Linked DNA regions of Homo sapiens: region 2 is linked to region 1. Evidence: chromatin contacts called from ENCODE Hi-C data. All regions are on one chromosome and are shown on one strand. The core of a region is the stretch at or near the end of the contact, and the rest is flanking DNA. Distances in the headings are between cores, read along the strand shown. Region 1 holds the start of COMMD8 (COMM domain containing 8). Region 2 holds the start of CNGA1 (cyclic nucleotide gated channel subunit alpha 1).

What was found. Hi-C counts contacts between places; a loop is a spot of excess contacts on that map. Pooled maps may share reads with other maps.
Region 2: a loop to region 1 is called in a map of CD8-positive, alpha-beta T cell, with 4 times the contacts of the local background. The contact joins the promoter of CNGA1 here to the promoter of COMMD8 in region 1. A Hi-C loop is called at or near these places in 2 of 168 maps with a recorded cell type or tissue (CD4-positive, alpha-beta T cell and CD8-positive, alpha-beta T cell), 1 of 37 single-sample maps with no recorded cell type and 8 of 50 pooled maps.

Annotation. Positions count from the first base shown.
Region 1 is chr4:47,461,253-47,468,451 of GRCh38, forward strand. It overlaps COMMD8 (COMM domain containing 8), which reads right to left and starts at 2,450. Exons shown (of 5, transcript NM_017845.5): 1 at 2,334-2,450. The coding sequence starts at 2,399. LOC107986277 (a long non-coding RNA gene) reads left to right here and starts at 2,631. Exons shown (of 3, transcript XR_001741683.3): 1 at 2,631-2,699; 2 at 6,264-6,371. RefSeq lists a silencer at 2,181-2,440 and an enhancer at 4,089-4,138.
Region 2 is chr4:48,012,872-48,020,070 of GRCh38, forward strand. CNGA1 (cyclic nucleotide gated channel subunit alpha 1) reads right to left here and starts at 3,810. Exons shown (of 11, transcript NM_001379270.1): 1 at 3,612-3,810. NIPAL1 (NIPA like domain containing 1) reads left to right here and starts at 3,901. Exons shown (of 6, transcript NM_207330.3): 1 at 3,901-4,014. The coding sequence starts at 3,969. RefSeq lists an enhancer at 3,491-3,992 and silencers at 3,757-4,086, 4,377-4,536.

The sequences.
Region 1 (7,199 bases), core at 1,200-3,699:
ACATTTAATAAGGTTATCTTTCTTGAAGTTATTTGTATCTTACAAGAGGAGTATTTGAACCAAATAACTTGGAAATAATCATATTCCACCCCATTTTAACTAATAACTCCTTCCCTCTAACACCACACATGCCAGAACACAAGCAACTGCTTCCAAATGGTGGCTAATATACTATACAAACTGAATTTTTATTTACCATAAATCAACATACTCAATTTTGAATCCATTCAAAATTCTCTACACCTTATCCTATACTGTCCCCATGCTAAAAAAAAAACCCAGAACTCAAACTGAAAAATAAAAGCATTATCTTTTTTGGAATATGTTTGTTATTCATTCACAAATATGTAATGAACACTTCATCCCAGTTATTAAATAAAGTCATGGAAATGACCTTATTTAATGACAAAGGTCATGGAAATGACTTTATTTAATGGCAAAGAAACTATAATAGCTACCGTTATGGATCCCTAACTAGGTACCACACTCTGGACTGATCCTCACTACAACTCTGAAGTAACCATTGTTATTATTTCTATTTTACAAATGAGGAAACTGAGAATAAATAAGGCCCTACCATAACAGAGCTTTAGTCCATTCGAAAAAGGCAAACATACAAATACATGTAATTTAGAATGATGGGGCCATAATAAAAATATATACAAGGTACGAAGGAGCACAGAGAGGAAGCAAGGAAAAGTCCATCTTAAAAGGATGAGTAGTTGGCCAAGCAAAACAGGAGAGAAGAAGTGCATTTCTAGACACAAGCAAGTTATTTTGGGGGGTGCCTAGGGGGTGACAGGAGACAAGGCTGGAGAGGTGGGTGGAGCCAAATCAAAAAGGGCCTTGTGTACAAAGTAAAAGAGCCTAGACTTCAATCTGTGCTCAACCGGGAAGCAACCTATTCACACATTTGCATTATTTTTCCATATATTTGCTAACAGGTTGGAAGATGTAAGAGAGAGGGTGAGCCCAGATGCCTCAATTTTCAGTTAAGGAGTTAAAGATTAAGGGGCTTAAATTGTTGAGGACACTCAAAATGGAGGCAGTAAAGAGGTAGAAGAGATGTGAAAAGGGGGGGCCATGGATGAAACCTAGAACGTCAGGTTGAGAGGGGCTGGGTGAAAGTGGTGGTGCCACAAACCGAAAATGAGGCTACGGGAGGAGTAGGTCCAGGGGGAAAGAAGAGCTGAGGCAAGGGCATACTGAATTTGAGGTACCTGTGGCAGAAGCCTGACACTCAGGGAAGAGATTTTGGTTTGGGGTTTTTGGGGTTTTGTTTTGTTTTTTACCTGGCATTCTTGAACCATAGAGGAAGAAATTTTTGGCTGGACCTAAAGATTTAGAAGTCATCGACATATATGGTAATAAAGGTTATGGGCCTTATCTAAATGGGTAGAGTGAAGACAAGGAGAGCCAAAAGCCAATAAAACACTCAGAATCAACAGATCTGAGCATAAGTTCCAGCTCTGCCACTAACTGGATGGGCAATCCTGGGCAAGTTAGCCAAAATTTCTGCTGACATTTCAGGTTCCTCACTTGCAAAAACAAAGAAAAGAATTAGGTGTTTTTTTTTCTTGACCCTGGCAGGAGGTAAGTTCATTCCTTTCTGTCTCCTCCACACTTTCTCCAGTATAAATGGAATAGAGGAAACAGGAAGCCAAAATTGAGACTTATAAAAAAGATGCTCCACCAGGGCACAGGCTGTGTCTCACTCACCATTTACCTCATCCCATCGGGGCGCTCAATCTATGGTAGACTTCAATGAAAAACTGGCTGAACAAATGAATGTGGTTGCTTTTTCCAGATTCTTACAAGCCAGGTTCTTTTACAGACTGGAAGTCAATGGGTACATCACCTCTTGGGACGATCCTAACTAAAGTAACTCGCCCAGTTATTTCTCTTCCTACCAACCACCCTCAAGGGGGGAGGCAGGGTCCGCTTCGGTCTTTGTCACATTGTATTCCAGCACCTAGCTCTGTACCTGCTGTCCGGTAGGTAGGGAGCCTTTGGGAGGTTATGTGTTGAATGAATTAAGAAAACGTATACTAAGAGGCAGCAAACACCGACTTAAGCTTTCAAAGCCCAGTCTGGTGTGGGCGCTTCTGCGCGCAAAGCCCCTGGAGCTGCACCTCTAGGCTGGGGGTGGCGCCCCAAGCTGTCCTCCTAGGCTCCCCAGGGAAGGCGGGGACCAACCACCCGAAATCACGCCCCTTCCTCCTCCCTTCCCTAGGGAGCTTGCGAAGGCGTCCGGGTCGCACCCGGCCTGATCCGCACGCCGGGCTGTCGCGAATCCCAGGCCCCGCGCCGCTTCCCCCGGTACCCGCCCTCACCTGCGGGCCCAGCTCGGCCGGCAGCTTCTGCAGCCGCCACAAGGGCGTCCCCTCTTCCGGCTCCATCCCTGCGCGAAGCTGGGGCTTGGGTCACGTGTCAAGGCTGGCCGCTTGTCTAAAGCTACGACTCGCCCACGTGACTCTCGCCGGCGGGGAGGGGCGTGGACCCAAGAAGTCCCTGTGCGCTTGCGCAGAGACCGAACTACCGCTTTCCCCGTAACCAGGGAGACTGCAGTTTGCAGTGATGTGGCTAAGATACCCTTGTGCTATTAAAGGCACATTTACGTATCTTTCAACGCAGTTTGTACCTTTGTTTAGGGTTCTATTGAACTTTCTCTGTGCTCTTTAGAAAACCGTCGAATAAAGGTAACCATCTTTTTGGGTGCCTGGGCATGGTCATTGTCCCAGAGTTTTAACAGAAGTCTCTACTAAAGTATCCTGATTTGCAAGGTAAATTAAGGTTTTGCCATGAGCAACGTTCTGTATATAGATCATCCTAGGGAGAAGGTACTATTTTCAGCCCTATTTGCAGAAAGCAAACATGATTAGAGAAGTCACTAAGGTTGTCAGATTTAGCAAATGAAAATACCAAGCGTCCAGTTAAATGTGAAATTTCAGATAAACAATAATATTTTGTTGTAAGTATCCCCTAAATATTGTATGGGATATATTTATACTGAAAATTATTTGTCCATCTGAAATTCAAATTTAACTGGTGTCCTGTATTTTATCTGGCAACGCTAAAAATCACTGACCTAAGTAAGAGGCCCAGTCTGAAGTTAAACAAAATCAATCAGACTCAAGAGCCATGCTATTAATGTTGGACTAAGCTCAAAGTCCAAATATCCTTTCTGTTATTTCTTATTACAGCTGTTACTTTAATCAGGTGCTGAAGAATTCAGTGGTGGTAAAATGAGCATGTCCTGCAAAAGCGGATAATAATAACTAGTAGACCAGAAACAGGAATTACAATCTAATTTATAAATTTAATAATAAAAGTGGTGCAAAATGGTGAAGCAGAAGAGAAAGTATTCAATCTATGGGCTACGCAGAGAAAAACTACTCATTAGCAGCATTCTAGGTTTACCTCCTACGTCCTTTCTCTGTGTGCCTCAACTCTAAAAGGTGAAGTCAATTTCTTTCTCCCGTGAGTTTTCATGATATTTTAGCTGTCCCTCACTTATTTACCACTTTCTAGTTCTTAATGCAGATAGATGCACAACACTCATTGCCCTATCTTAAATGTAATTGTCTTAAGATACTTTGTGAATAGGAGCTCCCCTAGTAATAGTTAAAATGAGAAGTCTGGAAAACTACTTCACCTGAGTCTTTCTGTAAATCTAATGATGGGTAAGGTCTATTTTGAGAAAAAAACTTAAATTTTATGTATTATAATAATTGGGAGAAAAGTACTTTCAAGCATCTACTATATGTCAAACCCTTCATATATTTTTATCTTACTAATTCCTGCTACAGCCTTGTACAGTGGGTATTACAGATGAGGAAATGAACTTGAAGTAATATATTTTGTAAGGTCACATAGATAGTAGTTACAAAATCACTGGTCTGAGGCCAGAAACGGTGATCTCAGTTTGCATGCTTGACTACCCCTGCTGAGGAACTGAAATGATATGGCTTACCTAAGGCCACGTAACATGACTAAATAAGGTAAAATGACACACCTAACAGGGCCCAAGGTTTAGTCAGAGGACAGAGAATTAGGTCCTAACTCATCTTTCAAGCAACACTGAGTACTAAGAAGAATTTGATCTTTACTCTTGAATTTGGATGGGACAAAATTTAGCCTGCAACAAATATGGTTTCCAAAATAGTTAACAACTTGCAAGAGAGACAGCGCTTAATATTTGCCCTTTGATTAGTAAGAGGATGTTCTTATGTGTGTAATCCAAGAGGTTTTCAAAACATATGTCTGTCTCTTGTAGTTCCATCTCTATGAGGTATATTCTGGTCTCCATCTCCCAAATCTTATTTGTACTATAGCAATCTTTAAATGCATGAACTCTGGAGCTAAACTTCATAAGTTCAAACCCTGGCTCTGCAAATGACTATGTACTCTGGGCAAGCTATTTTCACTTCTCTGTGTTTCTCATTCCTTACAACAACCCTGTAAATTGTATAATTGGTTATAATGACAGCCTAGGATTTACAGGGTGGTTGTAAGTTGATATATGTGAAGTTCTTGCAATGAAGTCTGGCCTGGCACATAGAAAATTGTATTATATTCCCTTCTATGTGGACTTCTTTGCTCTACTGTTATCTAGCCAAAGTCTAGTGGGTTCCAGAAAGTTACCCTCCTAGTGAACTGTCACTGCCTTAGAGATGTGATCTGCATCTGAAACCCAACTAGCCAGCTATATAGTGCTGTATAGGTGATGTAGGTCATTGCTAACAGCTGGGAGAGGTGTACAAAGATCTTAGGTAAACCACAGTGTGTGCCCTTGCTGAGCTTAAACTGGAATTCAAGCTTGCTATTTGTGAAATAATTTGGTGCTCTTTTTCTGAAGTTAGTTTCCTTGAGATTTTTTGTTTTGAGGTGGAAGGAGGAAAGAGTTTTGCGCGCCATGCTTTGGGAAATTCACTCATTCACTCATTCTTTAACAATTGTTGATTAAACATCTACCATTGATTAGATGCTCTAATGACTCTGGGAATGCAAGCAGTGGACAATAATTTACCTTCTGGTTTCAGAGGAGAAGGAGTGCTTAGATAATGAACAAATAGACAATTAAGATGATGAAATATACTGAGAAGTATCTTCAGGAAAATAAAACAGTCATGTAATAGAAAGGGATGGTAGAAATATACCTTAGATTGGTCAAAAAGCACCTAGCTAACAAATGGCATTTATACTAAGGCATAAAGGCTGAAAAGACATGAAGGCAACATCTGGGGAAAAATAGTTGTGAGCAGAATGCAGAGGCTCTGAGGCAAGAGAAAGCCTGCCTTATTCAGCATAATTACCCAAGGCCTGTGTGGCTGGACAGGCCTTGAAGATGCCAGAGATGTGGGCATGGATTTGGTAAAGAAGATACCAGAGATGTGGGCATGGATTTGGACCAGTGAATTGACATAATGTGGTTTACATTTTTAAATGCTTATACCATGGAAACTGGAAAATAGTTATGCTATGCAAAACAGATCTTAGAGTGCAAGAGCAAAAGAAGGGGAACCAATTTGGAGGCTACTCCAGACTTATTCTAACTAATATAGAGATTAGAGTTAATATGGCCTAGTTTCCACCCCCAGACTGTAGAATTCCAGGGGCTTAGTGATAGATGGTGGTAGCAGGAACTAGATACAAATGGAAAGAATCAAAATATATTTTGGAACTAAGACCTATAGAAGTTGATGGTGGATTGGATGCTTGTGGAAGAGAAAGAGATGCTTGTGGAAGTGAAATGCAGACTAAAAGAGATAGTAAAGCATCTGTCATCCAAGCCAGCATGAAGTTTTATGCCCTGAACAAGAGACAGAGCCATAGACTATAGCTTCTTTGTTGGTGAAAGTCTTTTTGAGGTGCAATGGTGTGGTGATTAAGTGTACAGGGTCTAGAGTCAGACAGACCTGGATTCCAGTTATGTCTCCACCACTTACTAACCATATAACCTTGGACAAGTTGGATAAACTCTCATACCTAAGTTCCCTCTACTGAATATAGGGATAAAACTACCACATATTTAATAAAGTTGTCCTGAAGCTCAAATAAAATAATGTACATATCCCAGCCTCCCTTTCATCTGGGGTGGGTGGTGTCCAAGTGCTGGCCAATAGGACGAAAATGGAAGTATTATATAGCACTTCTCGGTACCTTTTATTTAAGGAGAACCCAAATGTACCATTTGCCTTTTTCTTCTTTGTTTCTGCTTCCATCTTGCTTTCTAGAACTCAAATGATGCTGTTTTTGGACAGGGAGGTCATGGACCAAGTACAAAGCGGCAAAAGGATGGAATTAAGGTACCTGACATTGTTGAACCCATGCCTGATGCCACATTAGCTCAGGACTACCTACATGGACATGTACGTGAAATACTACCCTACTTCCCCCTTATTTAAGCCTTTTTTATGGCGGGCTTCATGTCAATATCCCTCAGTCTGATCCCAACTAATATAAGCATTATAGTAAATGACTCCTAATTTGCATCCACGGGCCTGTAGTCTTGGGTTATGATCTCAATGGTAAAAATTAAAAGACAAAATTATAAAATAATAATATACATTTTAAAAATAGGCATTCCTATACATTGCCATTGGCAATTTTTCTAGAGGGTTTTGATTGCATTTATAAAATTTTCTACATGTACCTACTCTTTGACTTAGAAATTCCAGTTCCAGGCCGGGTGCGGTGGCTCACGCCTGTAATCCCAGCACTTTGGGAGGCTGAGGTGGGCGGATCACCTGAGGTCAGGAGTTCGAGACCAGCCTGACCAACATGGAGAAACCCCGTCTCTACTAAAAATACAAAATTAGCTGGGCGTGGTGGCACATGTGTGTAATCCCAGCTACTTGGGAGGCTGAGGCAGGAGAATCCCTTGAACCCGGGGGGCAGTGGTTGCGGTGAGCCAAGATTGCACCATTGCACTCCAGCCTGGGCAACAAGAGCGAAACTTCATCTCAAAAAAAAAAAAAGAAATTCCAGTTCCAGAAATATATAGGAAAAAAAAAATTTGGCTCCAAGAATATTCATTTATACATTGTTTACAATAGCAAATAACTAGGAATAAGTTATTGGCTTAATAAATGATATTATAACATAAAATGAAGCCACAAAAAAGTGATTTTATATAAGAATATTTAATAGAATATAAACTTGCTCACAATAACTATTGGGAAAAGAGTTATGTTTCA
Region 2 (7,199 bases), core at 2,560-5,059, 550 kb after region 1:
CCAATTCAGTTACTTACCTAGGGACGAGTCTCTGGCTATAGACTGCTCTCTACCATTCAAGAAGCAGGAAAAACAAAACAAAACAAAAAAAAAAACACTCCTTTTCCCTGTTGGAAGTGAGCCAAACTCCAACGTCATGGAAACAGAAAATTTGTCTTTCTTGATAGAAGCAAGTAAAACTCCAAAAAAGAGAAGTTGTACAGCAAAATAAACTTTAGATCTTGACCAAATTTGGGGAAATCAGGGATTCTCTGGAGGGGGTGCTCTCAGACCTCAGCAAATTGTCCTATTGGTTTGAGCTGTAAAATTAGCTCATGCTGGTACCAAGCACTGATAAGAGGTTTGCCAAAGGTCAGGGGCATCTCCACTCAGAATCCCTCTGTGGTTACCAAAATGTGAACCCCAAAAATTTGAGACAGGTCTCAGTGAATTTACAGTTTATTTTGCCAAGGTTGATAACACAACCCCATGACACAGCCTCAGGAGGTCCTGATGACATGTGCCCAAGGTGGTCAGAGCACAGTTGGGTTTTATACATTCTAGGGACACATGAGACATCAATCAACATATGCAAGATGAACATTGGTTCTGTCTGGAAAGACGGGACAACTCAAAGCAAAGGCAGGAATACTGGAACCAGGGACGGGGCTTTCCAGGTCATAGGTAGATAAGAGACAAATGGTTGCATTATTTTGAGTTTCTGACTAGCCTCTCCAAAGGAGGCGATCAGATATGTCAGTGAGCAGAGGTGTGAGTTTGAATAGAATGGGAGGCAGGTTGGCCCTAAGCAGTTCCAAGCTTCACTTTTCCCTTTAGCTTAGTGATTTGGGGGCTCCACTATTGATTTTCTTTCACAACTCAATAACCCAGGAATAATTAAGGGAAAGGCAAGATGGAGGATGAATTACTCAGCTTACTGTTAAAATTTTCTCAGTGATATAATTTTTGCAAAGGTGGTTTCTACTCCCCAGCTACCACCCCTCTTGTCTAGTCATCTTATTCCTTGCCCCAGAAACCACAGACCTCCCTACAATGTAGCAACTCAGGGGTTAACCTTGACACACCAGGAACCCTCCCAGACCTCCCCAAGCTCGAAAGACCTGTGGCCTTGTCCCTTGAGGCCCTAAGGCTCTACTAATCATTATTTATTTTGACCATCACCCCTGGGTCTAAGTGTCCTAGCACAAAGACCAATAAAACAGAAGTTGGCATTTTAGAGGGTCTCAGTTATTATCGCATTCTAATTTTTGAGTCAGAAGAGTAATTTTCCTAGAATCAAAGAATGGGCTAGTTGGAGATTTTTTTAATGCTCTTCTTTTAGTTAAACAAACAACATGATTTTGCGGGGGAATAAATATCCCCCAACTTTATGTCATTAAAGACAGTGTGTGGTACTATAACGGTATTCCCCAAAGTCATCTAGAAATTATCAATGAAGGAAAATACATATTATAAATTTCTGCTAGGCAACATTTAAACTGGAAAAGCAGTGGTCTTAAATGAGTTTAAATATTTTTTTTCTGAATTTTTTCTCTTTATTTTCAGAATTGAAAAGCAAGAACTACAACAAAATGCCTCTTACCTAAAGTAGACCTTAATATGCAACTGAAATTCAATAAAGATACATTTTTTAAAGTCTGTTTTGTTTTTTAATGTCCAATTACCAAATGGGTTAAGAGCACATACTTGAAGCCCAGCTTTCTTGGTTAGCATCTTGGTTCCACACTTACTGGTTATGTGTGCATAGGCCAGTTACTCAATCTTTGTGTGCCTCCATTTCCTCAGCTGTAAAGTGGGGGTAGTAGTATCTACCTTACAGGATTTTCATGAAGATTTATAAAGCAAATATTTACAAAGAGATTAGAATAGTGCTTGCCACATAGTAAATGCTATCCAAGTGTTTGTTAAATAAAAAATAAGCACCATAGATCACGTTTACCATCATTACTAATTTTTGATAAAGACAAAATTTTAAGTTGGAAATCCAAAGAAAACGTTTAAATAGAAGTCTAAGTTTTGGGCCGGGCTAGGTGGCTCACGCCTGTAATCCCAGCCCTTTGGGAGGCCGAGGTAGGCGGATCACGAGGTCAGGAGATTGAGAGCATGCTGGTTAACACGGTGAAACCCCATCTCTACTAAAAAAAAAAATACAAAAAATTAGCCGGGCGTGGTGGGGGGCGCCTGTAGTCCCAGCTACTCGGGAGGCTGAGGCAGGAGAATGGCGTGAACCCAGGAGGCGGAGCTTGCAGTGAGCCGAGATCGCGCCACTGCACTCCAGCCTGGGCGACAGAGCGAGACTCCGTCTCAAAAAAAACCAAACCAAGCCAAACAAACAAACAAGCAAACAAAAAGAAGTCTAAGTTTTAAGGCTTGTTATGGAAAATTGGCATAAATCTCCCTCGCTTTCAACTTTCACCTATTCCACTCTCCGTGGTGTTCCTTCTCTGCAAAGTCATCCATATGTATTATAAAAGTGGGTGCCTTGGACTGGTATGTTGACTAATTTGTTCTTAGCTCTTCTCTCATCCGCCTAAGAACAAGAAAAACAAGATTGAGGCCTCTGCTATGAAACTCTTAGGTAATAAAATTAATAGCACTGTTCATGCCTACTTAGAACAAAGGCTACCTGAGTACATGAGAATATTTTCCTCAGTGTTAAAATGCCAGAGCACAAAGGCACCCCAGTTCTCCCTGGTGAGGGTTTGAGCCCGAATTGTTCACTACCCCACCCCTCACCTTTTTTTTTCTTGAGACAGGGTCTCACTCTGTTGCCTGGACTAGAGTGCAGTGGTTCGATCATGTCTCACTGTAGCCTCCACCTCCTGGGCTCAAGTCATCCGTCCTCCCACCTCAGCCTCCTGAGTAGCTGAGACTACAGGAGTACACCACCACATCTGGCTAATTTTTGTAGAGACAGGGTTTCACCATGATGCCCAGGCTAGTCTCGAACTTGTGGACTCAAGAGAGCCACTCGCCTCAACCTCCCAAAGTGCTGTGATTACAGGGGTGAGCCACCCGCCAGCCCTGCCCACTCCTTGTTTTGTAAATACCTGCTATCAGGTCTTCCAACCTTGGTTTGGTTACTTAACCTCACTCTTTGCCTCTAATCCCTCATCTGTAAACTGAGCGTTAATAGACTGCTGTGAGATTTAATTAATACATAATGTGCCTGCATATGTATGGTATAACAAGGATATCATAAACATTAGTTATTAATAATTCGTGGAAATAAGTCTTTCCAGTTTTGGCATTGCTTTTCCCTTAAAGGTTTATTTCAAATACCCCTATGACCCAGAAAATGGGGCAGGGTAGGGGGAGTTGCCTGCTGGAGACAGAACGGAGAGTGGATGGATATAGCGGGCGTGGACGGACAGCGACAGAAGCTGATAACAGCACAGAAGGGCAAAGTCTGCTCAGCAGCCCCCAAAATAAACTTGAGCCTGGCAATCGGCGCAGAACCCCAGCAGTCAGCAGCTTCGGTGCAAAGCAACTAACACCTGAAGGCTTCCAAAAGCAGCAGGGCTCTCTCTAGCGGGGGAGCCTTTTCGACCAGAGAGGAGCCAGAAGGGGGCCTCAGTGCAGCCTCCACTCCACTCAATTCCCGGAGTTACCTTGGCGGGCTCCACGCTCCGAGAGACGCTGTTGCTCTATGAGGCGTGTCTGTGTTTCTCTAGTTCGCGGCTCCAGCAGTCGCGCCAAGGGGCAGCTGCTACTCCTGCCAGATACACCAGTTATCACAGGCCGCTCCCAGGCCTGCGGGGGCCCTGAGAATTCGCAACAAGCCCCGGGCAGCAGGGCTCGGCTGGCGCTGAGGCCCCGCCTGGCCATGCCCATTGGCGGAGGCTGCCCCGGGGGCGGGGTCAGGGCGCCCCATTCCCAGACCCCGCAGCCCCGCCCGCCGCGGGTGCGTGTGGAGAGGCCCAGGTGAGGAGCAAGCGCCCGCGTTCCGGAAGCCCGCTCCCGGGGCCATGGGGGCACAGGTGAGGCTGCCGCCCGGAGAGCCCTGCCGAGAAGGTTTGTGTCTGCCCTGAGCCGAGGGACCTGGCAGCTGGGTGGCGAAGAGACCGGGTGGGCGGTCCCCGGACACTTGCGGAGACTGGAAAGGGGGGCTGTACCGACTCTAAACGTAGTCGTTCACTCATTCATTCATTCAGTCAGTCGGCCGTCCAGCCAGGCGTTCAACACTTATTTATGGGTGCCTAGGCGATTCGGGCTGTGCTGGAAAACCTGAGTGGAATAAGGCAGGTGGGACTCCCACTCGATTCGCGAGGCCGACCAGTGTAAATTACCGCGTGCTGCGTGTGGGACGGGGAAACTCAGGATGCTATGGGAAGAATCCCGAGTCCCTCTGAGAAGGACGTTTCCTCTGACTCAGGCTCCCTTCCAGAGTCTGCGGCCGACGTCACCCGGTGGGCAGAGGGCGTGTCTGCCTGGGGGGCCCGTGGGAGTTCTGCGCTGCGCCCTGCGCTGGCTCCCGGGGATCGAGCACCGCGAGAGGTTGGGCGCCCGGGGCCGCGGGGGTGGGCGTTGGGCAAGTCTGGGCCGCCCACGTCTCTCCTCTTCCTTGGAAATGAAAAGGTCTCCAAACCCATGAGCCTGTCTGACTCGCTGTGCAGTCACTCTGGCTGCTTAAGGCGAGAGCCGTACTGGAGAGGAAACCTGGAACCGGGAGCACTCGTTTGCAGGCTCTTCTTACTGCTTCTCACCTGAGCCCCGTGAAATCTCTGGGCGAGGCTCCTTGCCCTTCGCCAAGTGTTCGCAACACTGGCGGGTTTTCTGCAGTCTCCATACAGAAGGCCCCGATAAAAGTAGGGAAGGGGGTAGGGGGAGCGACTGGAAGGATGTAGATACATTGAAATGATGGTTTTCGCCGTACCAAGGGGAAAGCAGCTTTTTAATTTACCTGATAATGCAGTAAAGGGGAAGGGAGGCAGTGAAAGGCATGGTAAGAACTACTATATATATACACATATATATATAGTTCCCTTACACATATATATATATATATATGTATATACATATACACCTTTGCAAAGGTGCTCGCAACTTCCCTAGTTTCCTCTCCTCTTGACTCTTCCAGCTTATTCCTTTTTAACAAGTGAGCTCGTCCAAACCATGCTAGCAAGGAAGAGAAGGGACACCAAAAAAAGGAGAAAAATGCCTGAACAATTCACAAGCTATTAAAAAAAATTTTTTAAGGCCGCTGGATCTAGAATTATTTTCTAGTCTTTTTTTCTGAAAAAGAGCAATAACGCCTGAACAACTCACAAACTATTAAAAAACAAAAATTTTAAGGCAGCTGAATCTAGAATTATTTCCTAGAGAGTCAGGTTGTGTGCCCTTTTTCTAAATAATTTCTAACCCAGCAAATCTGACAGTTACTAACACACCCACACTTGTTTACCCAAGGATCTGTAAGTAAGGAAGGTATATGAATTACACCCACTTGTTTGAGCTTCTGGATGTTTTTCCTGCTTTGCTTATGCATTGAGTTCCAACAAGAAACATTTAAGCTCCAGGCTTAATACCTGTGATTAACCATGGTAATTAATTGTGTGAAAAGCTGGTGAGAAAGACTTAGAAATCTGAATGCACGTTATTAGTAGTGGGAAGAGATTAGGCTTTGGCATCAGACAGTCTGAGCTGTAACTTAGCTTCCTTGAGCATTTTCCTGTCTATAAATTGGGGGTCATCCCTCCAGTTTACAGTTCTGAAGAGTAGGTGCAGGTGGGATTACATATGAACTACACCACTCAGAGCTTGACATGGAGTAAACAAAGACTCAATTTTTCACTTGTTCATTCAAATAACAAGAGTCCCATGTGCCAAGCACTGGCATAGGTGCTGGGATAGAGGGATCTGCAAGACAGTCTGGTCCCAGACTCTAGGACTAGGTTCCTGCTCTCAGGCACCTTACTGTTCAGATGGCAGCTACTATGCAAGAAACAAAGTAATTTAAAAGATCATTATAATAGCAGTAATGTATCAAGAGTGTTGGGATGTTTAGATTGGGTATTCAATGAAAGCCCCTTACGAAAGTGATATTCAAGCTGAGACCCAAATGACAAGGGGTCAGTCATGAGATCTGAAGATAGAACATTCCAGTTGAACTTCCATGAAGAAAAAGTTAATTTCATACTTTGGTTTTGACTTTTTTTTGTTTTTTTGAGGCGGAGTGCCACTCCGTCACCCAGGATGGCATGCAGTGGTGCAATTTCAGCTCACTGCAACTTCCACCTGGGTTCAAGCAATTCTCCTGCCTCAGCCTCTCAAGTAGCTGGGAATACAGGCACATGCCACCATGCCCAGCTAATTTTTGTATTTTTAATACGGGTTTCACTGTGTTGACCAGGCTGGTCTTGAACTCCTGACTTCAAGTGATACTCCTACCTTGGCATCCCAAAGTGCTGGGTTTACAGGCATGAGCCATCCCCCACCCCACATTGGTTTTGACTTTTAAAGCTATAGATGCTTCAAAAGAGTCTCTAATCCAAAATTATCTTTAAAAGAAACAAATGCAAATATGTATGAAGGTTGTTATAAAGCTGTAATTAAGCCATATGAGGAAGTCTATTTGATTGGGAACATATGATGGAAAGTGACTGAGAGGTTCCTTTAGATTGGGAAGGCAGGAAAGGCCTCTCTGAGTTGCTTAGTCCTCTCACTCAGAAGAAGCTAGCTATGCCAGCCAGCACTCTGTAACAGGCTCAGGAACAGCTGCTTTTTAAAAAGCTTAAGGTGAGAAGGAACTTATTCTATGAAAGGAACAGAAGAAAAGGCAATAGTAGGGAATGAGGTTAGGCAGCTGGAGACAGGATTCCACAGGGCCTTATAGGCTATAGTGGGAATTTTGGATTTTTTTCGGAATGAGAAGGGAAGCCCTTGTGGAGTTTTGGAAGGAGGAATGACAAGATCAGACCTACTTGTCTAAAGGTTCATTTCACCTGATCCTTCTCCCACCTACTCTTTAGCCACATCTCATACCATCTCCCTTTCTGTCACCCCAGGCAACCTGGCTGACTGCAGTTTCTTCAACCCCTCAGGGTTTCTGCTTTTAGACTTAGCAGAGAGGCTCTTTTGTTTAATCCTGTTTTAAAAAATATATTCCTTGATGCTGCTTTTACTACTTGCTATGGCACTCTTAACATACGTATAGTTATTTGTTTGTTAATCCTATCTGCCCCCACTGGAATATAAGA